Regions from separate parts of the Homo sapiens genome. Here all the other regions are linked to region 3. Evidence: chromatin loops called from intact Hi-C (ENCODE). Cell type or tissue: PC-9. All regions are shown on one strand. Links, peaks and the distances in the headings refer to the core of each region. The heading gives the core; the rest is flanking DNA.

Evidence for each region. Peaks named below come from ENCODE experiments on the same cell type or tissue, not always from the same donor. Only the 100,000 strongest peaks of a DNase experiment are listed, where the experiment ranks them.
Region 1: a loop joins it to region 3, with 9 times the contacts of the local background. A loop is called at or near these places in 12 of 110 quality-filtered maps.
Region 2: it touches region 3 in a loop (6-fold over the local background); 31 of 110 quality-filtered maps call a loop at or near these places.

Annotation. Positions count from the first base shown.
Region 1 is chr16:48,625,315-48,635,276 of GRCh38, reverse strand. All of the region lies in intron 1 of LOC105371240 (a long non-coding RNA gene), which reads right to left. Among named protein-coding and RNA genes, the nearest start is that of N4BP1, 20 kb to the right of the region's middle. RefSeq lists enhancers at 5,000-5,499, 5,500-6,001. In PC-9, for the core only: CTCF peaks have their summits at 4,462 and 4,661 (motif pointing right); a DNase peak (open chromatin) is centred at 4,723; H3K4me3 peaks cover 339 bases.
Region 2 is chr16:46,848,725-46,858,686 of GRCh38, reverse strand. No RefSeq gene overlaps it. Among named protein-coding and RNA genes, the nearest start is that of C16orf87, 23 kb to the right of the region's middle. RefSeq lists an enhancer at 7,566-7,635. In PC-9, for the core only: a CTCF peak has its summit at 4,556 (motif pointing left); a DNase peak (open chromatin) is centred at 4,536.
Region 3 is chr16:48,157,481-48,166,867 of GRCh38, reverse strand. ABCC11 (ATP binding cassette subfamily C member 11) reads left to right here. Exons shown (of 30, transcript NM_001370497.1): 30 at 1-1,095. Among named protein-coding and RNA genes, the nearest start is that of ABCC12, 6.2 kb to the right of the region's middle. RefSeq lists a silencer at 520-689 and enhancers at 847-1,346, 1,347-1,848, 7,692-8,891. In PC-9, for the core only: CTCF peaks have their summits at 1,610 and 1,812 (motif pointing right); a DNase peak (open chromatin) is centred at 677; H3K27ac peaks cover 1,501 bases.

The sequences.
Region 1 (9,962 bases), core at 2,611-6,610, 470 kb before region 3:
ATGAGATTTCTTCTTTTTATTCTTTTTCTGAACTCTGTTGCCCAGGATGGAGTGCAGTGGCACAATCATAGCTCACTGCAGCCTCAAACTCCTGGGCTCAAATGATCCTTCCTCCTCAGCCTCCTGAATATCTGGGACCACAGGTGTGCACCACCACACCTGGCTAATTTTTTTATTTGTAGAGACGATATCTCACTATGTTGCCCAGGCTGGTTTTGAACTCCTAGGCTCAAGCAATCCTCCTGTCTTGACCACCCAAAGTGCTGGAATTACAGGTGTGAGCCACTCAGCCCAACCTCAATGAGATCTTTTCTAACTGCCCTACTTAAAATATCGACACCCCTCCCTTCCCAACTCTCCCGACCATCCTTTCCCTGCCTTTCCCCCAATGTGGTCTACTTTTTAATATTGTAAAATGTACATATTTAGATTTGGTATTTATTGCCTGCTCCCCCACTGGAATATCAACCTCACGATCACGAGGGCAGGGAATTGTCTTCTTTTTTTTTTTTTTGGTCTCTTTTAACACTGATGTATTCCAAGCACCCAGAAAGAACCCATGATAGACATTAATAAGTATCCTGAATGAATAATACACCTCAGCCATTCCATGCCATTTGAAACCCAGACATTCTTAAGGTTCAGCGTTACTCCCACTTTCCATAAAAACCAAGTCCTATAGGCTGCCTCTGCATATCACCTCTCTGATCAATTTTATCCTCTCTATGTCCCCAAACATTGCCTGCATTTGAGGCTCTGTCATCTCCCTCTAGCTATGACATCAGCATCCTATCTTTCCTTTCTTTTTTTTTTTTTTTTTTTTGAGATGGAGTTTCACTCTTGTTGCACAGGCTGGAATGCAGTGGTGCCATCTCGGCTCACTGCAACCTCCGCCTCCCAGGTTCAAGTAATTCTCCTGCCTCAGCCTCCTGAATAGCTGGGATTACAGGCACACACCACCACGCCCAGCTAATTTTTGTATTTTTAGTAGAGACGGGATCTCACCATGTTGGCCAGGCTGTTCTTGAACTTCTGACCTCAAGCGATCCACCTGCCTCAGCCTCTCAAAGTGCTGTCTCTCTGTTCTCAATCCTTTCCCCTCCAACCCACCCTACAGAGAGAGGACCTCACAGTGTTAATGTCCTGCTTAAAACCTTTCTATGGCAGGCGGGCATGGTGGCTTACACCTGTAGTACCCCGGGAGACTGAGGCAGGAGGATGGCTCAAGCCCAGGAGTTTGAGTTCAGCCTGGGCAACATAGTGAGACCCTGTCTCAGAGAAAACAAATTTATGAGTTTCAAGTCAAGGCTAAATTGGAAAAAATAAAATAAATTTAACCAGCCTCTCTATGGCCCCCATGGCCTTCTCAGGAAATCCAGTCTCCAGTGGTCCTGAAGCCTTAAGTGGTCTGGACCCACTTCCTGCTGTGCCTGCTCATCCTCACACCATCCCCCACAACATTCCTCAGGCCTGCAGAACATCTTACTGCTGGCCACAGAGCTCTCCTGCAGACATTTTCATCTTCTGCTCTTTCTGCTGAAAATGATCTCCCTGCGTCTTTTTTTTTTAAGAGTCTTGCTATGTTGCCTGGGCTGGTCTTGAACACCTGGATTCCAGATATCCTCCCGCCTCTGCCTTCTTGGTAGCTAAGATTACAGGCATGAGCTGTGCTATTCAGGTTCCCCTGCCTCTCATCAGGCTTGTTCCTACCTTCCTTGGGGACGTCCTCCAGGAAGCCTTCCTTAGCTTCACACCAGGCTGGGTGAGCTGCCTCATATCTGTGTTCACATATCAACTTGTGCTGATCTTGGTCGGCTTTTCTGACTCGGCCATGAGATCATGTGAGCCTTGAGGACGGAGTTTTGTCTTATTTTATAATCCCAGTGAGGCTGGGTGCAGTGGTGTGCATCAGTAAACCCAGGTTCTGCAGTGAGCTATGCAGTGAGCTATGATAATATCTGTGAATAGCCACTACACTCTAGGTTGGGCAACAGAGCAAGACCCCATCTTTAGAAAATAAAAACAGGCCAGGCACAGTGGTTCACATCGGTAATCCCAGGACTTTGGGAGGCCAAGGTGGGTGGATCACCTGAGCTCAGGAGTTTGAGACCAGCTTGGCCAGCATGGCAAAACCCCATCTCTACTGAAAATACAAAAATTAGCTTGGCACGGTGGCGCATGCCTGTAACCCCAGCTACTCAGGAGGCTGAGGCTGGAGAATCGCTTGGACCTGGGAGGCGGAGGTTGCAGTGAGCTGAGATCGTGCCACTGCACTCTGGCTTGGGTGACAGAGCAAGACCCCATCTCAGAAAAAAAAAAAAAGTAAATAATAAATAACAAAACAAATTAAATTTATTATTTAAATTTTTTAAATAACAAATGATAATCCCAGTGAGGATACATCATCTAAATAGTAGGCACTTAGTAAATAAGAAGGGAAGGAAAGCAGGAAGAAGGGAAGAGGGAAAGCAGAAAAGAAGAAAGAAAGGTCTCAAATGCTCAGCTCTCTTTCTGGGCACATGGTGGGGCTGCACCTCTCCACCCACTTGAGCTCGTGCACGGCCATGTGATCTGCTTTGGCCCATGAAGTATGAGTGAAAATGACATGTGTCACTTTTAGGCAGAAGCAGACAGGTCAGTCTGTGGTCTCCATCCTCTTTTTACTGCCTGCTGGGTCACAGAAGCACTTGTTGAGATGGAGTCTCTGTCACACAAGGCCCCTGAGTGACTAAGACAAGCAGAGCCCCTGGTGGACCTGCAGTGGACACACAGCATGGGGTGAGAAAGACACTCTGTTCTTTTGAACTGCTGAGAGTTTAGGGTTTATTATTAACCTAGCACAACCACGTCTCTTCTTTTTTTTTTTTTTTTTTGAGATGGAGTTTCACTCTTGTTCCTCAGGCTGGAATGCAGTGGCGTGATCTCAGATCACTACAACCTCCACCTCCCAGGTTCCAGCGATTCTCCTGCCTCAGCCTCCTGAGTAGCTGAGATTACAGGTGCCCACCCAAAGTACTGGGATTATGGGTGTGACCCACCTTGCCCAGCCACGTCTCTTCTTTTCTTTTTTAATTTCAACTTTTGTTTTAGATGCAGAGGATATACATGCAGGTTTGTTACATGGGTATATTGCATGATGCCGAAGTTTAAGGTACGATTGATTCTGTCACAAGCATAGGACCCAATAAGTAGTTTTCCAACCCCTGCAGCTCTCTTCCTCTACCCTCTAGGAGTCCCCAGTGTCTATTGTTTCCATCTTTGTGTCCCAATACCCAATATTTTGCTCCCACTTATAAGTAAGAACATGGGGTATTTGGTTTTCTGTTTCTATGTTAATTCAAGTGCAGTTGGTTTGAGGTATCAGGGAAAATCGCATCTTTTTACCCTTCTATTTGCTAAGAATATCAGACACTACCTTGCCTTTCCCACTGCTATACAATTTCAATTCCAATTGTCTGTTTTCCATAGATTCTTGCAAAGATGCTATAAGGTGAACAGGTGAAATATTATTTATTTATTTATTTTTTTTTTTTTTTGAGACGGAGTCTCGCTCTGTCGCCCAGGCTGGAGTGCAGTGGCGGGATCTCGGCTCACTGCAAGCTCCGCCTCCCGGGTTCACGCCATTCTCCTGCCTCAGCCTCCCAAGTAGCTGGGACTACAGGCGCCCGCCACTACGCCCGGCTAATTTTTTGTATTTTTAGTAGAGACGGGGTTTCACCGTTTTAGCCGGGATGGTCTCGATCTCCTGACCTCGTGATCCGCCCGCCTCGGCCTCCCAAAGTGCTGGGATTACAGGCGTGAGCCACCGCGCCCGGCCCAGGTGAAATATTATTATCCTCCACCTACAAACTAAGAAAAAGAACCTGAATGACTGCCCGGGACTCCCTGGGTAGGAGAGAGGGGAGCTAACACCAGAGCCCAGGTCCCCAGCTCCCCACCCAGGGCTTCACTGCTTGGCTCCAGTCAATAAAATAGCACAGGTCTAAAGAGTCTAAAATCTGGAGGTCCCCACCAGAAAGGGATCCTTCTTTTTTTAAAAAGGAAATATATCCAAAGGTTAGAATCAGGCCAGGCGCGGTGGCTCACACCTGTAATCTCAACACTTTGGGAGGCCAAGGCAGGTTGATCACTTGAGGTCAGGAGTTCGAGACTTGCCTGGCCAACATGGTGAATCCCCCATCTCTACTAAAAATACAAAAATTAGCGGGGAATGGTGGCAAGTGCCTGTAATCCCAGTTACTCGGTAGGCTGAGGCAAGAGAATCGCTTGAACTTGGGAAGCAGAGGTTGCAGTGAGCCGAGATTGCACCACTGCACTCCAGCCTGGGTGACAGAGTGAGACCCCTTCTCAAAAAAAAAGAAAAAAAGGGTTGGAATCGTGGACTTTAAAGCCCGACTGCCCAAGCTGGCCCCAGCTCCAGCCCTCACTACCCAGAGATCATGAGCATAGCTCCCTCTCTCTCAAGCTCCATTCCTCCAGGCCTGTAACACTGGGATAATAATAGTATCTACTTCTTACTCTTGTGAGTTTTAAATAAACAAATCCATGAAGAAGACTTGGCATGGCGTCTGGCATATAATAAAGGCTCGCTGAGATTTCTCTATGACTACCCTGTTATCACAGTTCTTTCCATTTAAACAGCCGCCTTCCAGGACTGTAATGCCAGGCTGCTGCCACAAGGTGGCACTGTTGTCTCTGGCCACCCTTCCTGAGTCGCTAAAGCTTCATTTCTCAAAATGCCAAGTTGAGTCAGGACGGAAGGAGAACCCAGAAAAAGATGACAGAGTCCGAGAACTCCAGACAAAAACGTGACTTCCTTGTCACATCAAAAATGATGAAACTGCTTCCGTCTTTTATCTCTGCTCTTTCTTGTAGCTGGATCCCCACACCTCAGAATAGGCTGAAGCAGCTGGTAAAATTGGGCTGCCCAGCCCCAACCCCACACCACGGGTATAACTGGGCGGGGGGTCCTAGTGGAAGGTGATTGAATCCACTGCTGTAGAGAAGGGCTTCTAGGGCTGTAGCACGCTTACGCCTCACCTGGGCACCTTATGAAAATGCAGATTCCGATTCTCAGCCTCTCTGTGCCTTATTTCCTTCATCTCAAAATAGGGAATAATAATGGCACCTACTTCAGGGAGTTATTATGCAGAAAAAGATGACAGCATGATCAGTTAAGTGATTAATTGAATAAGCAGGGCACATGGCGAGTGTCCTTGCAAGCTTTTATGTTAGAGAGAAAAAAAAGGTCAGGCTTGGGGCTGTGGGATGGGGCCTGGCACTGTGCATTTCTTTTTTGTTTGTTTGTTTTTGTTTTTGTTCTTTGAGACGAATTCTTCACTCTGTAGCCCAAGCTGGAGTGCAGTGGTGCAATCTCAGCTTACCGCAACCTCCACCTCCGGGGGCTCAAGCGATTCTCGTGCCTCAGCCTCCCAAGTAGGTGGGACTGCAGGCGCGTATCACCACGCCCAGCTAATTTTTTGTATGTCAGTAGAGACGGGGTTTCACCATGTTGCCCAGGGTCATTCCGAACTTCTGAGCTCAGGAGATCCGCCCGCCTCGGCCTCCCATTACAGGTGTGAGCCACCGCGCCCAGCCAGCACTGTGCATTTCTAACAAGCTCTTGAGTGAGGTCTGTGCTGCGGTTCCGGGCCCCATACTCTGAGGACCTGGCCCATTTGTGGCAAATGGAATTGGCGACCTCTTGGAAGTCAAGGCTGCAGTGAGCCGAGTTCCTTATGCATGCCGGTTCACCCAGCCGCACAACAGCCCTGTGAAATCAGTGTCATTGTTGCCGTTTTATGGATGATAAATGAAAACATTAAGTAACTGTCCCAAGGTTGTAACAGCTAATTATTAGCAGAGCCGGAACTCAAACACAATACACTCTGCTAAATCAAATGTTATTGTTTTATGTTGAATTAAAGTAAACGTGGCCCAGCTTTCCCTCCCTGACTTCTCAAGACAAAGAGAAAAGATCACGGAGGCAGCAGAGAGTGGAAAGGAGGGCAGCGCCTGGAGCCAAATCTATCGGACTCACAGTCTGTCCAGTCAGGAGCTGTGTGACCCTGACGAGTTGCTCAGCCTCTCTGTGCCTTATTTTCTTCATCTCAAAATAGGGAATAATAATGGCACCTACTTCGGGGAGTTATTATGCAGAAAAAGATGACAGCATGATCAATTAAGTGATAAATTAAATAAGCAGGACACATGGTGAGTGCTCAGTCATTGTCTGCACCGAGGGCTTATGTCCAAGGCTGTGAGAACTGCAGGGACCCATGATCTCCACTTTGGGCTTTAGGGAGCTCACAGTCTGATGAGGGAGAGTGGGGAAAGTGATCGCAGAAGGCCCATCGGAGCACCCATGGGGAGCAATCACCACCACGCAGCTCAGCATAAGGCAGCCACCAGCACCCCACAGGAACTGTCAAAGCTCATCTGTATGTTCATCTGCTCCTACACTCCCCAAACAAGTTTAACACCTTGAGTGAGTCCACTCATTATGGATGCAACGAGACCACAGAGGACATGAGATGGAGGCTGTGAATCCACTAGGCCCTTTGTTCCAAAAGACTCTTGCAGCAGGAGCTGACCACAACGCGAATGACTGCAGTGTGTAAAGACATGATTTGTACCATCAGGCCTCTAAATGCACACCTGCGACTTCACATGGTGCCTCAACAGTGATCCATTCCAAGGCCGGAGGAGAAACAGCCTCGCATTTACTGAGATAAGGTGGCTGGTCTCAAATGTGGGGCCTGGCTGTTTTCAAGGGTGAGTCTAGACACTCTTTACTCTGTAGTTGCAGTTTAAACCCTGGGTAATTTGAGCCTGCTCATCTGGGTCATAGTTAACAATGTGTCTTCAAGAGACTGGAAACAAACTGCCCTTCAGGAAACCAGGTACAGTCTCAGCTACTCTGGACGCTGGGGTAGCAGGATCCCTTGAGCCCAGGAGTTCAAGGCTATAGTGCACTATGATTGCACCTGTGAATAGCCACTGCACTCCAGCCTGGGCAACATCGGGAGACCTCATCTCTAAAAATTAATAAAATAAATGCCCATCATTAGGGAACTAGTGAAAGAAATTGTAAAATAAGCTGCTTGAGCAGATAAAAGCAATAGAATGTGGGGGCTCTCAATGTTCTTATATAGATAGATTTCGTCCTATGAAAATAACAAGCTACGGCTGGGCATGGTGGTTCACACCTGTAATCCCAGCACTTTGGGAAGCTGAGGCAGGCAGATCATCACCTGAGGTCAGGAGTTCGAGACCAGCTTGGCCAACATGGCGAAACCCCATCTCTACTAAAAATATAAAAATTAGCTGGGCATGGTGGCATGCACCTGTAATCCCAGCTACTAGGAGGCTGAGGCAGGAGAATTGTGTGAACCCAGGAGGTGGAGGTTGCAGTGAGCAGAGATCACACTACTTCACTCCAGCCTGGGTGACAGATTGAGACTCCATCTCAAAAATAAAAATAAAAATAAATAAAATAAAATGTAGAAAGATAGTCCCAGCAACTAAGGAGTCTGAGGCAGGAGAATCACTTGAGCCCAGGAGTTTGAGGCTGAAGTGACCCTTGATCGTTCCACTGCACGCCACCTTGGGCAACAGATTGAAACCCCAACGCACATACAAAAAAAAAGGTGGAAAGTTCCACAAAAAACAAACAGTAGTGGTTATCCCTAAGGGAGTCCACTAGGAAGACGGGGGACAGAGACAGAGAGAGCAGTGCAGGTAGGAGCAGACCCAGTTGCCCCTGGTTGCCTTGTTATTGTTTTATGCTGAATTAAAGTAAACGTGGCCCAGCTTTCCCTCCCTGACTTCCCAAGACAAAGAGAAAAGGCCACAGAGGCAGCAGAGAGTAGAAAGGAGGGCAACGCCTGGAGCCAAACCTCCCGGACTCACAATCTGCCATTCAGGAGCTGTGTGACCCTGATGAGTTGCTCAGCCTCTCTGTGCATTATTTTCTTCATCTCAAAATAGGGAATAATAATGGCACCTACTTCAGGGAGTTATAATGCAGAAAAAGATGACAGCATGATCAATTAAGTGATTAATTGAATAAGCAGGGCACATGGTGAGTGTCCTTGCAAGCTTTCATGTTAGAGAGAAAAAAAAGGTCAGGCTTGGGGCTGTGGGTGCTTACCAACTGTCTTTCGGTTCCCTCCAAAATCCCTCCCATCTGTGGGCGCCCTTCCACTGAATGCCTTTTTAAAAATTGTGGTATAAAAAAACACAACATAAAATATATAATCTTTACCACTTTCAACTGTACAGTTTGGTAACGTTAAGTATATTCACATTGTTATGAATGTATTTTAATACTTATGTAATTTTTTTTTTTTTTGAGATGGAGTCTTACTCTGTCACCAGGCCGGAGTGCAGTGGCACAATTTCAGCTCACTGCAACCTCCACCTCCCAGGTTCAAGCGATTCTTGTGCCTCAGCCTCCTGAGTAGCTGGGATTATAGGCACCTGGCCACCACACCAAGCTAATTTTTTTTGTACTTTTAGTCGAGACAGGGTTTCACCATGTTGGCCAGGATGGTCTCGATCTCCTGACCTTGTGATCCACCCACCTCAGCCTCCCAAAGTACTAGGATTACAGGCGTGAGCCACCACGCCCAGCCCTGTGTTGCCTATTTAAGAAATCAATTTAAAAATCATTATGCCCTCATGCTACCTGACTTCAAACTATACTACAAGGCTACTGATACCAAAACAGATATATAGACCAATGGAACAGAACAGAGGCCTCAGAAATAACACCACACATCTACAGCCATCTAATCTTCAACAAACCTAACAAAAACAAGCAATGGGGAAAGGATTCCCTATTTAATAAATGGTGCTGGGAAAGCTGGCTAGCCATATGCAGAAAACTGAAACTGGACCCCTTCCTTACACCTTATACAAAAATTAACTCAAGATGGATTAAAGACTTACATGTAAAACCTAAAACCATAAAAACCCTAGAAGAAAACCTAGGCAATACCATTCAGGACATAGGCATGGGCAAAGACTTCATGACTAAAACACCAAAAGCAATGGCAACAAAAGCCAAAATTGACAAATGGGAGCTAATTAAACTAAAGAGCTTCTGCACAGCAAAAGAAACTATCATCAGAATGAACAGGTAACCTACAGCATGGGAGAAAATTTTTGCAATCTATCCATCTGACAAAGGTCTAATATCCATAATCTACAAGGAACTGAAACAAATTTACGAGAAAAAAACAAACAACCCCATTAAAAATTGGATGAAGGATATGAACAGACACTTCTCAAAAGAAGACATTTATGTGGCCAACAAACATATGAAAAAAAGCTCATCATCACTGGTCATTAGAGAAATGCAAATCAAAACCACAATGAGATACCATCTCACGCCAGTTAGAACGGTGATCATTAAAAAGTCAGGAAACAACAGATGCTGGAGAGGATGTGGAGAAATAGGAATGCTTTTACACTGTTGGTGACGGTGTAAATTAGCTCAACCATTGTGGAAGACAGTGTGGCGATTCCTCAAAGATCTAGAACCAGAAATACCATTTGACCCAGCAATCCCATTACCGGGTATACACCCAAAGGATTATAAATCATTCTGTCATAAAGACACATGCACACGTACGTTTATTGCAGCACTATTTACAATAGCAAAAACTTGGAACCAACCCAAATACCCATCAATGATAGACTGGATAAAGAAAACGTGGCATATATACAGCATGTAATACTATGCAGCCATAAAAAAGAGTGTGATCATGTCCTTTGTAGGGACATGGATAAAGTTGGAAACCATCATTCTCAGCAAACTAACACAGGAACAGAAAACCAAACACTGCATGTTCTCACTCATAAGTGAGAGTTGAACAATGAGAACACATGGACACAGGGAGGGGAACATCACACACCGGGGCGTGTCAGAGGATGGGGGGTAAGGGGAGGGAGAGTAT
Region 2 (9,962 bases), core at 2,210-6,209, 1.3 Mb after region 3:
GAAGTGACTCCTTTCATCAGTTTACCCATCTTAGTCTGCAATGAGCAACTTCCAGATATCACCCCTTTGCATGTGTTGGAGCTCAGAAAATGATACCCCAAGACGAAGGCTGCAGAAGCAGCCTCAGAGGCTAAAGGTTTTCACTGACCTTCTGCCCTCCTGTCTTTTAGGCCCATTCTCCCCAGGAACTAGTTATAGAAACTAGAATCCCTCTTCCTCAAGGCAGATCATAGACACCAAAACCCTTTTTCCCCCAAGCCAGCCATAAAACCTAAAAATATTCTGTGAAAAAACTGGCCTACCCTGTTTGACTGTAGGTCATAAGATCCCTATTGGAAAGAGGATCCTGCCCCATACCTAGAGGGAAGGAATGCTGCTTGGAGAGGCCAAGAAGAATCCAGACCGACAGATCTTGCTGGGTTTCCCCACTCTGTCTATTAGCGAGCGTTAGCGCAGACCCTTTTTGCCCAATCCTATTTCTACATGGCTGTCCAGACTTTGTCGAATCTAAGCGCAAAAATGGACAACTTCCCCTGCATCTTTGGGTCTTCATTTGGAAGTCTCCTGTGTATACATGTCATGCTTCTTCTCCAATTAACCTACCTTTTGTGAGCTGATTTTTCAGTGAACCTTCCAAGGGTGAAGTAAAAGTCTCCTTGGCCCCCACACACACTGGGGTGTAGTTTGCTTTGAGGCTGGTCTGGGGGTGAGGGCATGGCTGTTGTGGTTTGCCTTGAGGCTGGTCTGGGGGTGAGGGCATAGCTGTTGAATACCATTAAGGGCATTTCACTGTGAGGTTTGATTCACATTGTTCTAGAACTTTAGACTGATTCACAATTTCGCTGCCAGCCGGTGCAGCAGCAACTGCTTCCATCTGTGACGTCGTGCACTGATTTATAAACCATTTATAGCTCTCCTCCCCACTTGACACAGCTGCTCCACAAATGGCTCAGGATTGCAACTAGAGGGGAAATTGGGGACTGCACTTGAACTTTCTCTATAATGAAGTGTAAATTGTCCTTTTGAAAAGTGCTTTCTTCATAAATCCCAGGCCTCAAATGTGGCAATTAAGAGAAGCCTTAAAAGCAAAAGAGGCTTCTGTTCCAGGTCTTTTCAAACCCTAAATGTCAAATTCTCTGTGCCTGTGTCCTGGCCTGGCATCTTATTTCCCTCAACACCCTCCTCCCATCTCTTTCTTAGTAACAATCTCAGATCCTGGCAGCGAATGGCATGCGAAACTGGGAACATTTTTCTTCTACACAGACAGGGTTATATAAATCTTCCTGTTTTAAAGTGATTTCTTTTACCCTTTATTTCTTTTGTGTGCCTTTAGGAGTCTGCTTGAATTCTTAATGGGCTAGATCCCTGGCTGGCTTGTTCTCTGCTTAAAGCAAACCATATCGATGCCAATTACTTTTATCCAGGCATTTGCATGTTTACTAAGGTCCTACTACCAGGCACTGATATCATCAGAGACTGTCTCCATATTCTTTGTATCCAGTCTTTTTTTTTTTTTTTGAGACGGAGTCTCGCTCTGTCTCCCAGGCTGGAGCGCAGTGGCACGATCTCGGCTCACTGCAACCTCCGCCTCCCAGGTTCAAGCAATTCTCCTGCCTCAGCCTCCTGAGAGTAGCTGGGACTACAGGCGCCGGCCACCATGCACGGCTAATTTTTGTATTTTTAATAGAGACGGGGTTTCACCATATTGGTCAGGCTGGTCTCGAACTCCCGACTTCAGGTTATCCACCCGCTTCAGCCTCCCAAAGTGCTGGGATTACAGGCGTGAGCCACCGCGCCCAGCTATGTATCCAGTCTTTTTCCACAAACATTCTACTTTTGGCCGGGCGCAGTGGCTCACGTCTGTAATCCCAGCACTTTGGGAGGCCGAGGTGGGCGGATCACAAGGTCAGGAGTTCGAGACCAGCCTGGCCAACATAGTGAAACCCTGTCTCTACTAAAAATACAAAAATTAGCCAGGTGTGGTGTCGTGCGCCTGTAGTCCCAGCTACTCAGGAGGCTGAGGCAGGAGAATCACTTGAACCTGGGAGGTGGAGGTTGCAGTGAGCCGAGATCGTGCCATTGTGCTCCAGCCTGGGTGACAGAGTGAGACTCTATCTTAAAAAAAAAAAAAAAAGAAAAGAAAAGAAGAAAAAAAAAACTACTTTTGATAAATCTCCTTTCTGTTGTTGTTACTGTTGTTTTTTTAGGCAGGGCCTCACTCTGTCACCAGGCTGAAGTGCAGCCATGTGATCATAGCTCACTGCAGCCTCAAACTCTTAGGCTCAAGTAGTCCTCCTGCTTCAGCCTTTGAAGTAGCTGGGACTACAGGCACATGCCAACATGTCCAGCTAATTAAAAAAAAAATTTAAAGAGATGGGGTCTTGCTGTGTTGCCCAGGCTGGTCTCAATCTCCTGGCCTCAAGGAATGCTCACACCTCAGCCTCCCAAAGTGCTGGGATTACAGGTGTGAGCCACCAAGCCCAGTCTGCCCCTTTATTTTCTACTGTTTTAAAAAAGGCATTGGCTTATCTAAAGGACCTAGTTCCTAGATAGTTACTTCCTGTTCTAGAGAGTTAATACAATGAGACTAAGGTCATCAAGTCCCACCAGAATACATCAGGCTATGTTACATGTCCATGTTTTCGAATACGCTTCAGAGGGAATCTTCTTCCTCTCCTTCATCTCTCTAATGCCTTCTCATTTTTCTAAAGTTAGGCCAATGTCATGACTCTGCTGGGAAACACTGTTGGAGCCCTCTGATTTTGATATTCCTTCCCCAGGCTCCCTTGAGTTCACCATTCTTGGAGAAAGCATTGCAACTGGACAGTGATCATTGATTTACTAGTCTGCCTCCATCATTAAGGTAGAGGCCAGAAAGGGACTATGTCAGATTGAACTTATTTTCCTCAGTTTCTAATAGACAATTATCAAATGAATGAACAAATGTACATTTCCTGAATACCCTCTATGTGCCAGTTACTGTATGAGGGTCTGGGGACACCAAGACCTTGTCCCTTTGAAGTTTATGGTCTAGTGGAAAGTTACACACTAGGTTAATAATCACACATATCACAATATTATCTTGAACTGATAAAGGGAAAAAACAGAATGCTTTGAAGGAAAAAAACAGAATGTTAGGAGACTGTCTGATAGGAGCGCCCAGAGATTGGATAAGCAGGACTTTTATCTGGGAAGAAGGGAGAGGGAGGGCTGGAAGTGCTTTCAGGACGTCCTGAAGTGTACCGAATGAGTAAACTGATGAAAGTGAGTGGGAGGGGGATGGAAACTCGCTCTCTGGTCATCGTGGGCATCGATGAATTGGTTTGTCTTGTGTCTTCTCCAGGTGGCAGGACCCTGATTTTTGGAGGATCCAAGCCTCCCTCATTCTCATCCTGACCTACCCCTCTTTCTAATAATGGGCACTTGACCTAGCCAAATTGAGTATGTCATCTACCAGGGCTCCTCCCATGTGATTAATTTAGGAATGAGTTTGAATTTAAGTCAAGTCTGGGATTCTTGGCATAACTAGGAAGAAAGACCTGCATTTCTTTCAGCACTTTGGATATTGTGCTTGAAAGAGAAGGGTAGAGATAGATGAAGACAAATTGATTTCTGATTTTTTTTGAGCACCTGGATCCAGCCATACCTGAAACTCGTGTGGCTACAGTTGTGTCTAAATTAACACACCTATGACTTTTAAAGCTATTAACTAGGCTGGGTGAAGTAGCTCATGCCTGTAATCCCAGCACTTTGTGAGGCTGAGGTCAGAGGATTGCTTGAGCCCAGGAGTTTCCAGCCTAGGCAACATAGGAAGACCTCGTCTCTACCAAAAACAAAAAACAAAAAACAAAAACAAAAACAAAACAAAACAAAACAAAACAAAAACATGGTGAGCACCTGTAGTCCCAGCTACTCAGGAGGCTGATGTGGGAGGATTACTTGAGCCTAGGAAGTTGAGGCTGCAGTGAGCCATGATAGTACCACTGCACTCTAGCCTGGATGTCTCAAAAAAAAAAAAAAAGCTATTAACTAAATAACTATCCCATCTTTTTATATGGCTTAGGCTAGTTTGCACAGGGCTTCAGGTACTTGCAAGACCAATGGCACTCATTTGCTAAGTCCAAAGAGGGTAAGGGAGGCCAGCTAAAGCGATTATGGAGGTCATCCAGCCAGGGAGAGCCCAAACACAGCAATCTTTCCTGCACCAGGAGAGTTCCCCCTAAGTGTCTGTATTCTGGTCTTCTCCTCAGAGACCCTGACCCTTGGGTTTCCATTTGTTTGAGTGTCTAGCAACAGGTGCACTGAGGGAGGGTGGTTGGAGAGAGATACCAATAGGAACCTTCCCAGGCCCTGACAGGGCAGGGAGTTCCAGGTACCCAAAGTGCTGGAAAATCACGAACTGCCTCTGCATTGGAGGAATGTGGACTAACCCTGATTTGAGAGTGGAGAGCCAGCAGGAGAGCTGGCTTTTGCTGGACTGCAAATGGTGAACCTGCTGGGCCAGGCAAGCTGGAATTGTTAATGGGCCTCAGTGAGCAACAACACCAGTGGGTCACAGCTGCCATCTAGCGCCGGATGCCGGCTTTTGCAAATTGTTTACTGGCTGTTTCCAGCTGAAAGGCCTTTCTGAGGGCCAATCTGGGGGGAAATGGGTAGGTCAGTACCTCTACCTTCATATTCAGGAAGAACCTTCAAATCAGACTTTCAGTATTATCTCTAAATCAGATTATTATACATATAGTCCCAGAGCCAAATTGACTAGATGACAAAAATGGGCAATCATTGCACAACATTAATTTCTGTTTCATTCCAAATCTCTAGAGTGTTATGATAGATTGATTAGATAGATAGATAGACAGACAGACATTTAAGGGCAGGCATGGTGGCTCATGTCTGTAATCCCAGCACCTTGGGGGCTGAGACCCGGAGATCACTTGAGTCCAGGAGTTTGAGGCCAGCCTGGGCAATATAGCAAGCTCGTCTCTACAAAAGATGGTGGTGCATCCCTGTGGTCCCAGCTACTCGTGAGGCTGAGTTGCTTGAACCCTGGAGTTTGAGGCTGCAGTGAGCTATGATAGCACCACTGCACACTCCAGCCTGGGCCACAGAGTGAGACCTGTCTCTTTAAAAAAAAAAAAAGATGGATTTTTTTAAAAGATGGATAGATGGATATTTTAAAAATAAATCCTGTAATGGTCCTATTTATGATTCAGGTTTCTGGCAGAAAATAGGCAGGTAGTGTAACTGCCCAGTGGGTTCACCTTTCCCACTGCCTAGACCTGCCTAGACAGGGGAATTGCAATGGAGAAAGAGTAATTCATGCAGAACCGGCTGTGCAGGGGACTGAAGTTTTATGATTACTCAAATCAGAGCATTCAGGGATCGAAGTTTTTGAAGATAATTTGGGAGATAGGGGCTTGGGAAGTGGGGAGTGCTGATGGTTGAGGTTGGAGATAGAATCGCAGGGGGTCGAAGTGAGGTTTTCTTTCTGTCTTCTGTTCCTGGGTGGGATGGCAGAACTGGTTGAGCCAGATTACGGGTCTTGGTGGTGTCAGCTGATCCATCAAGTGCAGGGTCTGCAAAATATCTCAAGCACTGATCTTAGGTTTTACATGGTGATGTTATCCCCAGGAGCAATTTGGAGAGGTTCAGACTCTTTGGAGCCAGAGTCTGCATGACCCCTAAACCACAATTTCTAATATTGTAGCTAATTTGTTAGTCTGGCAAAGGCAGACTGGGCCCCAGGCAAAAAGGGGTCTTTTCAGGAAAGGGCTATTATCAATTTTGTTTCAGAGTCAAACCATGAAACTGAATTCCTTCCCAAGGTTAGTTCGGCCTACACCCAGGAATGAGTAAGAACAGCTTAGGCTGGGCGAGGTGGCTCACGCCTGTAATCCTAGCACTTTGGGAGGCCAAGATGGGCAGATCACCTGAGGTCAGGAGTTCGAGACCAGCCTGGGCAACATGGTGAAACCCAGTCTCTACTAAAAATACAAAAATTAACCGGGCATGGTGGTGGGCACCTGTGATCCCAGCTTCTCGGGAGGCTGAGGCAGGAGAATTGCTTGAACCTGGGAGGCAGAGGTTGCAGTGAGCTGAGATTGTGCCACTGCACTCTAGCCTGGGCAACAGAGTGAGACTCCATCTCAAAAAAAAAAAAAAAAAGGAGAGCTTAAAGGTTAGAAGCAAGATAGAGTGGATTAAGTCTGATCTCTTTCACTGTCATAATTTCCTCAGTTATAAATTTTGCAAAGGCGGTTTCAGTAGTACACTACAAAGGGATGCCTGGGGAGAGTTTAATGATAGGCTACTAACAAAGGTGTGAGAAGGGACCAAAGGAAACAATCAAAGTCCAGGGAAGCAGGCCAGGGTCAGTGATTGGAGGAAGCTGCTTCCACCCTCCAGAACTGATGGGACAGGAAGAGGGCAGGAGCTCAGCAGGATGGCTCCGTAGGCCAGAGCTCCTGCACAGGCACCAACCCCAGGGGCTGGTTCTTGGTTGGGTTTGGAGAAGTACTCCCTAAGATGTGGATTCAGGTGAGACTGACTCGTTAAGGAGTGCTCCCAGGGGAGAGGGAAAATGGAGTAGCAGGGAGCAGGGCAGAGGAGAGGAAGCCAGCAGGTGTGACCGCAGGCATACCTGTGGAGGTAGCTCCAGCTTGACCTGCAGGGCAACTCTGAAGGGGAAGTTGTTTCAGGAGGTCTGACTGCAGGCCAAGAGCTTGGCATCGAACTCCTGACCTATCAGTCATTGATCAAATGGGAGGGCAGGAGGAGAAGTGGGGGAGTCATCCCAGGCACTTTGACTTTTTGCATGTTGGGTTGAACCAAGTATCTTCAAGAATGATTTACTTATAGGCTGGGCGTGGTGGCTCATGCCTGTAACCCCAGCACTTTGGGAGGCTGAGATGGGCGGATCAGTTGAGGCTAGGAGTTCGAGACCAGCCTGCCCAACATGGTGAAACCCCAACTCTACTAAAAATACACAAATTAGCAGGGTGTGGTGGTGGGCACCTGTAATCCCAGCTACTGGGGAAGCTGAGGCAGGAGAATCACTTGAACCTGGGAGGCAGAGGTTGCAGTGAGTTGCGATCATGCCACTGCACTCTGGCCTGGATGACAGAGCAAGACTCCATCTCAAAGAAAAAAAAAATTTTTACTCATAATTTAATAATGACTTTGTGAGAAGTACAGCAATAATGTGTGAGAGGTTTTAATTATAATGTATGTTATTTGTTGAATTCTAAAGTACTCCACAGGTGTTTTGATAGACACCTGTTTGGGGTTAGCAACATACTTTCTGGTTAAACATCACAAGGGATTACACATTTCTCTTCTCACCAAAACTGCTCCTGTAAGTGGTATGTAAATATGACGGGCCTCCTTTTTCTCTTAAACTCAACATGATATTCTGGCTTCACTCATTTGCTTTCTAGCAGCCGCCCCATGTTAGCCTTGCCAAATGGTCAGTCTTCTATTTGGTAGGTTTTATAAGTCCTAAAAGTCTTACTTCAGAAATAGCTCTAATAAACCAAGCATGGAAAATTTCACTCATTTCTTCTGAGGCTGTAGAATTTGCATCCATTTTTTTCCGCAGCTGTCACAACTGTTGCAGATGCCTCTGACCAGCCCACAAGGTTGACTAGCCTGCTATACTCTACAGAGCAACTGAAAAGCATACAGAGATCCAAAGGAATATGGGTAAAGCCAGGAAAGCTGCTGTGAGTGGGGATGGGGGACCAGTGAGGTGTAGTGTGTCTGGAAGGAAGATGCAGAGATGGAGTTTGAAGTATCAGAGGTGTGTTTGGGGGAAAGGGCAAGAGCTGTGAAGGATAAAGGAGGAGGAAGTAGGGTTGGGCAGGGAGAGGCTCAGAACACAATCAGATCTTACATTATCTGCCGAGCTCTGGAGCAAAGATTACCTATTACAACAGTCATGCATTAGGCAAAAATGACCAGGCCCTGGTACACTTTGCTATGTCTGGTCATTGGCTGGTGGCTGACTGAGCCAGGCATGAATCCTAAAGGTGGTACAGCTGGAGGCTGGTAACTAACTACGCTCCTTGCAGCTGAATGGCAAGTGTTTGTGTTTTTGGTTTTGTTTTGTTTTTTGAGACAGGGTCTTTCTCTGTTGCATAGGCTCAGGTGCAGTGGCACAAACAGCTCACTGCAGCCTCAAACTCCCAGGCTCAAGTGATCCTCCTGCCTCAGCCTCCCAAGTAGGTGGGATTATAGGTGTGCAACATCATGCCTGCTCATTATTTTTTTTTTTTTACAGGGATGGCATCTTGCTATGTTGTTCAGGCTCTTCTCAAACTCCTGGCATCAAGTTGTCAGAGCCGTTTGAACTGGAGCAACTCCATCTTGAATAGGGGCTCAGTAAAATAAGGCTGAAACCTACTGGGCTGCATTCCCAGATGGTAAGGCATTCTAAGTCACAGGATGGAATAGGAGGTCAGCACAAGATACAGGTCATAAGGACCTTGCTGATAAAACAGGTTGCAGTAAAGAAGCCGGCTAAAACCCACCAAAACTGAGATAGCCACCAGAGTGACCTCTGGTCATCTTCACTGCTACACTCCCACCAGTGCCATGACAGTTTACAAATGCCATGGCAACATCAGGAAGCCACCCTATATGGTCTAAAAGTGGGAGGCATGAATAATCCACTCCTTGCTTAGTATATAATCAATAAATAACCATAAAAATGGGCAACCAGCAGCCCTCGGGGCTGCTTTGCCTATGGAGTAGCCATTCTTTTATTCCTTTACTTTCCTAATAAACTTGCTTTTACCTTATAGACTTGCTCTGAATTCTTTCTTGCGTGAGATCCAAGAACCTTCTATTGGGGTCTTGATCAGGACCCCCTTCCAGTAACAAAGTGATTCTTCCTCCTCAGCCTCCCAAAGTGCTGGGATGAAAGGTGTGAGTCACCATACCAGCCTGCAAGTTATTTTTGAAAAGAAATCCAAGTGGAGCATTTTCATGGCTGCCACACTTAATGAAATGTAGTGTATTTGGCTATTCCAGCCATCCCTCCAACACCAATAAGGAAGACCCTACCTGCAAGGGGTACAGAAACAAGGGGCAGAGAGAGAAATGGGGCCCTGATGGCTCACATGAGTGCATAGATCCAGCTGTGCCTGAAGCCCATCAGATTCTTGGCTCTTTTGGTTATGTGAGCCAGGAAATACTCTTTTTGCTTAAGCCATTTTGAGTTGAGTTTTTATTTCACAAAATTTCTGATTCCTGATTTATATACTCTCTGAGTTTCATGTTCCTTAACTGTAAGATGGGGCTCATGATTCCACTTTGCAGGGTTTGAGAGAAAGAACGACAAGTAATATAAAGGACAAGCTGCAAAGTAGATGCCCAATAAATAGTAAATAGCATGAAAGGGAAAAGCAAAGGAGGCAAAGCAAGGTGTGGGACTCCTGGAGACTCCTCTGTGCCCAGGGCAGGCAGCAGGCTGAGTTCAGTGCTCAGCGAGGGTGGTGGCTGGCTTGGGCTGTCTAGAGTTACCCAGCTACAAAGGAGGCTGCCTCCTGAGCTGCTTTGAGCCTGTGGCTTTTCAACAATGAATGTGCCCACCCAGTGTGTTATTAGCTCTGTAGGAGGAGAAGAAAAGCACTCTTTCTAGCCAAAAATAAGGCTTCTCATACTCTTTATCTTCATCTGGACAGTTTTGGGGGTTTTGTTTTATTTATTTATTTATTTATTTATTTATTTATTTATTTATTTTATTTTTTTTCGAGATGAAGTCTTGCTCTGTTGCCCAGAATGGAGTGCAGTGGCATGATCATAGCTCACTGCAGCCTCGATGTGCATGCCCGACTAATTTTATTATATTTTGTAGAGACAAAGTCTCATTATGTTTCCCAGGCTGGTCTCAAATTCCTGGGCTCAAGCAATTCTCCTGCCTTGGCCTCACAAACTGTTAGGATTACAGATGTGAGCCCACT
Region 3 (9,387 bases), core at 3-4,002:
TTTTAGACAGGGTCTTGCTCTGTTGCCCAGGCTGGAGCGCAGTGGCGCAATCTCAGCTCACTGTAGCCTCTGCCTCCCAGGTTCAAGCAATTCTCCTGCCTCAGCCTCCTGAATAGCTAGGATTACAAGCATGTGCCACCATGACTGGCTAATTTTTGTATTTTTAGTAGAGGCGGGGTTTCACCATGTTGGCCAGGCTGATCTCAAGTGATCCGCTTGCCTTGGCCTCCCAAAGTGCTGAGGTTATGGGCATGAACCACTGCACCCAGCCATCTTCATTCTGCTTTTTACGTTAGCTAGTACTTATTCAGTTGCAAGGAACAGAGACTCCCTCAAACTAACTTTGGAAAAAAAAAAGAGTTTGTTGGTCTTGTAACAGAAAGATACAGAAAAAGTTCAAGGTTGGGTGCCGGAATGAAAGGATGCCTGTTTTGAGGTCTCTGTTTCTCTTCTCCTAGCTCTGCTTTCCTTTGTTTGGCTTCACTTTCTAACTTCCTCTTGCCTCATGGTGGCAATATGGTTGCCTGCAGCTCCAGGTTCACGTCCTACACACTCTGCACCCCCCAGGTCTTCTTGCCTCAATGATTCCAGGGTGAAATCTCACTGGGCCAGCTTGGGTCATGTGCTTGTTCCTGATCAATCATGTGCTAGGCTGTTGGCATACTGTGATTTGCCAGGCCTGAGCCACATGCCCATATTTGGGCCTGGGGATGGGATTTGCTGCCCTAGATCATGTAGACTGAGAATAGAAGAGGTTGTTTCACCAAAGTAAAATTGTGCCTGAGGGAAGAATGGATATGGATGCTGGCCAGGCCCCAGATAGCAGCTGTCTACTATGATTGTTTACTGAAGAGCAGCATAACTTACAACGTATGACAACTGAAAATAAAATAATTTGTTTTCTCTCTTTCTTGTTCTCACTCCCCCACCCTCCACATGTGGTTACAGACAAATAGAAAAGGCAATCATTTTCAACTTACTTCTGGGGAGACCTTGTTGTTGGGGGAAATATGTTTCAAAGTACTTTCCTTTTTATTCCAGATTATGATGTCTGATTTTCAAAAAATGCCATAAAAAATCAATTTAGTAAACCAATATTTCTCACTCTCTTGCCTGCACTGGTGCTGGGGATGAAATGGTGTCCCTGCCCTCAGGGAATTTGGAATCTCGTGAGGGTAAGTAAACAGTAAAACTGTAAACAAGTAAACAGGCCGATCCAGAACAGGGCTACCTGAGGCTAGAAGCAGGAACAGGATGCAGAGGAAAAGGCAGCCCCCGGGGACTTCCTGGAGGCAGTGTGGGCACAGTTTACTGAGACCTGAGCACTGAACAAACATTTACTCCAAGGAAGGGGACTGGGGCAGGAAAGAATGTTCAAGGCAGAGAGAACAGCAAACAAATCCCTGCGGGAATGAGCTACTACAGGGGCTGATGCAATCCTTGGACGGAACAGGAGAAGTCCGGTGCCCTGGAGCGCGAACCTTCTGTTCCCCATTTGGGACTCTCTAGTGGCACCTGCTTCTCCTTCTAGGGGGTTTATCTTTCTTAAAAAACCTTTGCTCTGTTATTCCCTTCCCCTCAGTCCTGGCTTTTTTCTTTTTTGGGCCCTGAAGTGTCCCTGGGAACCCCATATGCTACCATCCCATCACAGTTCAGCTGCTCATCTGCCCATTGAGGGTGACTCTCCTTCCTCTGCTTCCCCATTCCCAGAACTGCTGTGGGACACTGCCCTCATCACGGGTGAGGGAGCTCTCTACACACTGGCCCTCCCCAGGCCAGATGCAGCTGCCGTCTTTTCCTTGAGCGACCAGCAGATGGCAGCCTCGTCCCAAAAATGCGGTGATGGCCCCACTGGGCTTCTGAGCTGGCCGGATCCCCGGAGATAATTCGCCACAAAAGTGTTGACCCCTGGAGTCAGAGGACAGGAAATAGAGCCCATTTCCACTCAGTGTGCAGAGCCCCATCCCATCTGCCCCCGTCCCCACCTCCAGCAGCAAAATGTGAGAACCATTGGCTCCGAGCAGTAATAAAGCAGAATTTTTTGAAAAATACCATTAGTTTTTTTAAACAACATTGATTTTACATATATATATATATATATGGAGAGAGAGAGAGAGAGAGGGAGGGAGGGAGGGAGGGAGGGAGGGAAACGGAGTTTCACCTTGTTGTGAAGGCTGGAGTGCAGTGGCGCGATCTCTGCTCACTGCCACCTGGTTCCAGCGATTCTCCTACCTCAGCCTCCTGAGTAGCTGGAATTATAGGTGCCTGCCACCACACCTGGCTAATTTTTGTATTTTTAGTAGAGACGGGGTTTTGCCAAGCTGGCCAGGCTGGTCTTGAACTCCTGACCTCAGGTGATCTACCCGCCTCCGCCTCCCAAACTGTTGGGATTATAGCTGTGAGCCACCACGCCCAGCCAATATTGTAATATTTTATTCCTTAAGCTGAGTGGTGAGTGTATGAGGCTTTGATTTTTAATAATTCTTTTCACCTTTTCAGGTTTCAGAAATGTTTTATGATAAACATTTAAAAATTGGTATTTGGTCTTTCAAAAATAATACTAAAATAATTATAATGAGAGAATGCAGGGCTTTGCTGTGCTTTGTTATATTTATTTGATGGTTTGTTATTATTTTTATTTTCAATTCCATACTGGCGGAGAGGAGGTCATGGAATTTTTTTAGAGGTTCTAGAGGCATGAGTTGGGGTGATGTTGTCAGAGGCATTTGAACCAGATCAACTCCATCTTGAATAGGGGCTGGGTAAAATAAGGCTGAGACCTACGGGGCTGCATTCCCAGATGGTTAGGGCATTCTAAGCCACAGGATGAGATAGGAGGTTGGCACAAGATACAGGTCATAAAGACCTTGCTGATAAAAAAGGATGCAGTAAAGAAGCCGGCCAAAACCCACCAAAACCAAAATGGTGAAGAGAGGGACCTCTGGTTGTCCTCGCTGCTCCACTCCCACCAGCGCCATGACAGTTTACAAATGCCATGGCAACGTCAGGAAGTTATCCTATATGGTCTAAAAAGGGGAGGCATGAATAATCCACCCCTTGTTTAGCATATCATCAAGAAATAACCATAAAAGTGGACAACCAGCAGCCCTCGGGGCTGCTCTATGGAGTAGCCATTCTTTTATTTCTTCACTTGTTTTTTTGTTTTGAGACGGAGTCTTGCTCTGTCACCAGGCTGGAGTGCAGTGGCGCGATCTTGTCTCACTGCAACCTCCGCGCTCCCGCCCCCCTGGTTTAAGCGGCTCCCCTGACTCAGCCTCCCAACTAGCTGGGACTACAGGCGCCCGCCACCACGCCCAGCTAATTTTTTGTATTATAGTAGAGACGGGGTTTCACCATGTTAGGCCAGGATGGTCTTGCTCTCCTGACCTCGTGATCCGCCCGCTTCCACCTCCCAAAGTGCTGGGATTACAGGCGTGAGCCACCGTGCCAGGCCCCTTTACTTGCTTAATAAACTTCCTTTCACTTTACTCTATGGATTCGCCCTGAATTCATTCTTGCGTGAGATCCGAGAGCCCTCTCTTGGTGTCTGGATTGGAGCTCCTTTCCTGTAACAGTGTGGTCCACAATGACAGCAACTGATGTGCAGAGCAAAGGAGGCCACAGTCACGCTGGCCCTGCCTGCCCTGCCCTCTGTCTGCAGCCCTGGACAATATCGTAAGAGAAACTGGTAAATGAGCAGTCTTCAGAGACCAACCTCTATGGTGGCCAGAGCACCATGCTGTGCAAGGCACCAGCAGAAAGAGGGGAAGACTCAGACTTCAGTCTTTCCGGTCCGGAAGGGCTTCTTTCAGAAAAGTGGCTCCAGAGGGCAGCCCCAGCCTAGAAGGCATGGACCTTTGGGTCACTGGAAAGGTCCCAGGAGGGAGTGGCTGCCTGGAGGGGCAGGGAGCTCACCGTGGCTGGGAGCATTTTCTGGCTCTGGAAAGCTCTCTCCAGTGCAAGGTGAGGGGCAGTGTTCTTATCCCCAGGCTGGGAGCGGGTCCCCCAAGGCTGAGTGCTGGGAGAAATTCTGCATACACCTCTCTGTGGACTGGGACACTGGAATGCAATAATGGAAATAATAACGCCTGACAGCAGAAGTTTTCAAACTTGAACTTGAGTATCCAAATTGCCTGGAGGGCAAGACACAGATTGCTGGACCCCAACCTCATATAGTTCCATCCAGTAGGTCTGGGGTTGGGCTTAAGAATTTGCCCTTCTAACAAGGCTCAGATGTTGCTGATACTGCTGGTCTCTGGCCCGTGCTCTGAGAACACAGAGGTTAGCTGAGAGCACGTGTCCCATATGATCTAGACAGGAAGGGTCCAGGCCCCCATGTGAATGTGCTTCCCAAAGTTCCTGTGCTTCCGGGCACTTTGATTTGCATGACCTCTTTTAACTCTGCCTTCCTGAGCATCCCGCTAGGCCATCCATCCTCTCCTTTGCTCCACTGCATTCATCTAGCAGGAGAATTCAGCACTTCTCCTTATTTCCTTTGTATGTGTAGACCACTTGAATGAAGGGTGGGGTCAAAAGAATTGTTGACAGCAAGTCAACAACTTCCAATTGAATATCAACCATGTGCTTTCTTAAGGAGTCCCTCACCATTCTACCCACTCTGGCTCTGGTTTCCTCTCTGGTTCTCTAATTACTGTCTGTGTTCTCCCTGCCCCCGCCTCCCAATTCTTGGACACATTTTATGCAGAGCAGTTTAGTTCTCCCTTCTGGTGCCCTTTCCTGCCAAGCAAGTCATTAGGGTGTCTCTGACTGCCCCAAGAGACAGATCAAGGCAGTTGCTAAACAAAAACGGTTCCCACCCTCTGATTCACTCTGGTGCCAGCTGTTAAGATTGTAAAATTTCACCCCATTATCCTAAATGTCCCCTAATCTGTCCCCCGGCATCATTTAGAAAATTCTGTGGAATCCAACTGCTTCAGAGTCAGAAGCAATTTTAGAAGTCGTCAGTCCAGCTGTTCTTAGCCTGTGGTCCATGGACCTCTTAGCTAGATTCAGGGCATCTATGAATTTGGATGGGAAAAAAATGACATCTTTATTTTTACAAACTGAAATTTGGTGTTTTCCTTGATGGGGCAACAAATAGATAGTATTAGCAGTATCTGTGACTTTGTTACCAATAGAAATCAGCGGTATTCTCAAATCTCATTTCAATTGTTTCAGATGTCTCAAAATATCACTTACATGCATCAATGCTTTGAAATTATAATAGTCATTAGAACTTCTGCTAGATCACATTACTTAGTGCATCAATATAGAAGCATATACCTTACAGTATTCAGCTGTGTTTTATACATATTATCATAAGCACATTCTGCATAATTGGTTATCTTTGCAATCCTATGTACTTTATCTCATGCATAGAAATACTTTTTCTGAGAATATACTAGAATGCCAAAGAGGTCCATGGCACACAAACAATTTAAGAACCTGCATTTAACTCAGCTCTTTGATTTTCTAGAGGGAACTCGTGTCCCAGGCGGAGGAGATACCTTGCCCACAACCACACCACTGGCTTTTAATAGGCTGGTTTAGAACTCGAATATAAAACAGGAGAGGGGGCTGGGCGCAGTGGCTCATGCCTGTAATCCCAGCACTTTGGGAGGCCAAGGTGGGCGGATCACCTGAGGTCAGGAGGTCGAGACCAGCCTGGCCAACATGGTGAAAAGCCATCTCTACTAAAAATACAAAAATTAGCCGGGCGTGATGGCATGCGCCTGTAATCACAGATACTAGGGAAGCTGAGGCAGGAGAATTGCTTGAACCTGGGAGGTGGAGGTTGCAGTGAGCCGAGATCGAGCCACTGCCCTCCAGCCTGGGCAACAAGAGAAAAACTCCATCCCCAAAATAAAATAAAATAATAAAATAAAACAGGAGAGGGAAGAAAACGAGAAGGATGAAGCAAGCAGTAAGGGCTGGGGATAAAGGCCTCACCCCCAAACCAGCCAGCATGGCCTGCTCAGAGCAGGGGGACAGATAGGCTGCCCCTTCATGGAAGTTCTATTTCTAGTGCCTGACAGCCCCTTACGCAGAGCTTGCCATCCAGTGCGGCATCTCTGAGGAGCATTAGTGCAAAACTGTGATTCATCAGAGCAAAGAGGAGTACACTTTGCTGACTTGATAAGCGTGTTTCTTGCCAAATCCTTGGTTCCCAGATACTTAATGGGTAGCATTGTACTCTAGAGAGAACCGTACCGATTTGGAAACTTCTGTTCTGATATGAGGGTCTCAGTCCCTCTCAGTGGCATTCACTGAAATGCTCCCCACCTCCTTCTCCCCTCACATATCAATATCCTTCACTGATCTGGGGTGTGTTCATGATTTAGACTTAACAGAGCACTTCCTCGCATATAATTGCATATAAGTGCATGCCATAAGATTGTGTACAGTTACTAGAGATGGCTGAGTTTTTGCTCTAAACTCCTTAACAGCCCATGCAAAGAAAGAAATAGGTTTATTACAAGATTGTTATGACCACCATTTAAATGGAAAATTCATTTGTTTGCAATTAGCATAGTTTTCCTGATTCTGAGAATGGATTCTTTGAGAATTCTTTCTCATGTTGGGGGCAGGTTTTAACTCCTAGGATCAGCTCTCTGAGCCAAGGGGCTTGCTCAGGTCTTTAAGCTGTTAAGTGGTGGAGCTGAGAACAGCACCCACATTTTCTGGCTGTGAAATATTTTTGTTCTTTATTAGAGGGCTTGTTCTCTGACTGTTGCATGCATGTATTTCTGGCTCACGAATCCTATTATTGCTTTACTTACATATATTTCTTCCACTTACTGTTTTAAAAGTCCATGCAAATTCCAATTACTTTCCAAAATCACTTGACATCAGCTTTGTTTGACAGTCCTTTTATATCGCTCGCCTTAGTTCATTAGGCAAATAAAGTGAAAAATCCAAACCCCTTCTTTTAGCAGAGACATCAGTGTATTTCTACTAGACAGATTCTAATAGCAACCCAGGAGGTAGAATTCTTACTTCTAGCGAGATTCTGCTAATTTTTTTTTTTTTGAGACGGAGTCTGGCTCTGTTGCCCAGGCTGGAGTGCAGTGGGGCACGATCTCGGCTCACTGCAAGCTCCGCCTTCCGGGTTCATGCCATTCTCCTGCCTCAGCCTCCCGAGTAGCTGGGACTACAGGCACCCGCCACCACCCCTGGCTAATTTTTTTGTATTTTTAGTAGAGATGGGATTTCACTGTGCTAGCCAGGATGGTCTCTATCTCCTGACCTCGTGATCTGCCCCCCTCGGCCTCCCAAAGTGCTGGGATTACAGGTGTGAGCCACCGCGCCCTGCTGAGATCCTGCTAATTTTAAAATTCTTATTCACAAACAATAGCTACCATTTATTGAGTGTTTGTTTAAGGCACTGTGTTTAAGCGCTTCACTTCCATGATCCACTTTAATCCTTAGTTAATTTACAATGCTTTCAGGATAGTGTTTTCATTTTGTAGTTGACGACATTGAAATTTAGAGATTTTGAGGACAGATCTGATTCCAGAGTTTCTACTCTTAGCCACTGTGAGCTATTGATTCTATGTAACTGCACACACTGATTTCTGAGCACTTCTTGGGGCCTTTGGGCCAAGTCTTTCTGCTCTTTCTCTCTTATCTGTCTCTTTCCGTCTTTGTCTCCCCACTCCTCTCTCTCTATTTTTTTTTTCAGACAGAACCTCACTTTTTTGTTGTCATTGTTAAGACAGAGTCCTGCTCTGTCGCCCAGGCTGGAATGCAATGATACAATCTCGGCTCACTGCAACTTCTGCCTCCAGGGTTCAAGCGATTCTCCTGCCTCAGCCTCCCGAGTAGCTGGGACTACAGGTGTGCATCAGCATGCCCGGCTAATTTTTGTATTTTTAGTAGAGATGGAGTTTCAACCATGTTGGCCAGGCTGGTCTTGAACTCCTAGCTTCAGGTGATCTGCCTGCCCAAGCCTCCCAAAGTTCAGGGATTACAGGTGTGAAGCACCATGCCCGGCGAGAACCTCACTTTGGAATAGAGACCCCACAGAACCTCAGAGCTGGGAAAATTTCCTTCCCATCAAGCACCAATTTTCCCTTGCCATGGAGCACCACTGCTGGTATGTGCGCACACAGACCCCTAATTTATGCATGTATAGTTATTTACAAGGATGTGCAGGGTGGACATGTGTTGAGGCTCGGACAACAATACCCCAAAGTATGGCACTTTGGCAGGCTGAGTACTTTGAACTGATGGAGTTTGGATGACCTCAGAAGCAGCCTCAGAAGCAAGTTCTCTCTGACCTTCTCCTGCCCTCCTGCACCCCTTGTGCACCTCTTCTCCCATGAGGTGAGTCATAGAAACCAGAGTTCCCCTTCCCCAAGGTGAGTCATAGAAATTCTTCCCCCAAAGCCACCGATAGAACCTAAAACTATGACTCAAACTTTCCTCCACCCTTCTGCACAGGAGCTGGCCGTAAAGAAATTCTCTGACCAACTTTGTCTGAGAGTAGGTCCTAAGACCCTCATTCCAGAGGGGTCGTGCCCCATACCTAGAAAGAAGAAATGCTGTGCAGAGAGGCCAAGAAGAATCTGAACAGACAGGCCCTGCTGGGTCCCCATCCCATCACCTCGGTCCATTACAGTTAATCAGAACTTTCTGTCCAATCGCATTTCTATACCACTGTCCATTCCTCATTGAGTCTAAGCATAAAAATGGACAGTTCTTCCTGAGCCTTTCGGTATTCATTTCTGAAGACTCACATGTCACATTAAACTTTGATGAAATAAAATTGTTATGCTTTCCTTTTGTTAGTCTGCCTTTTGTTACAAGAGTGTCAGCCATGACCCACATGACTGGTGAGGAAAAGTATCACACTTTTTCTCCCCTACACATGTATATCACTGTACACAATTTTTTTTTTTGAGACAGAGTCACTCTCATCATCCAGGCCTGAATGCAGTGGCACGATCACAGCTCACTGCAGTCCTGACTTCCCTGGCTCAATTCATACTCCCACCTCAGCCTCGCAAGTAGCTAGGACTACAGACACATGCCACCACGCCCAGCTAATTTTTGTATTTTCAGTAGAGATGGGGTTTCACCATGTTGCCTAGGCTTGTCTTGAATGCCTGGGCTCAAGTGATCCACCTGCCTTGGCCCCCCAGTACTGGGATTATAGGCCTGAGCCTCTGCACACAGCCAAAATAGAATTTTTAAAGGAAGAGGAGAAATATGAAAAGGATTTCTATTTTTTTTCTTTTTGTATTCCAGTGGATTATCTCGCCCCCCCGCGAGCTGTGTGTACACCCAGGATGGGCCTCAGTTCCCTGACTATGGGTGAGTCCACGCTCTGCCTGGAACAGGAGCTTGGCTGGTCTTTTCCTAAGGACTTCCTTGGATACAGACCGG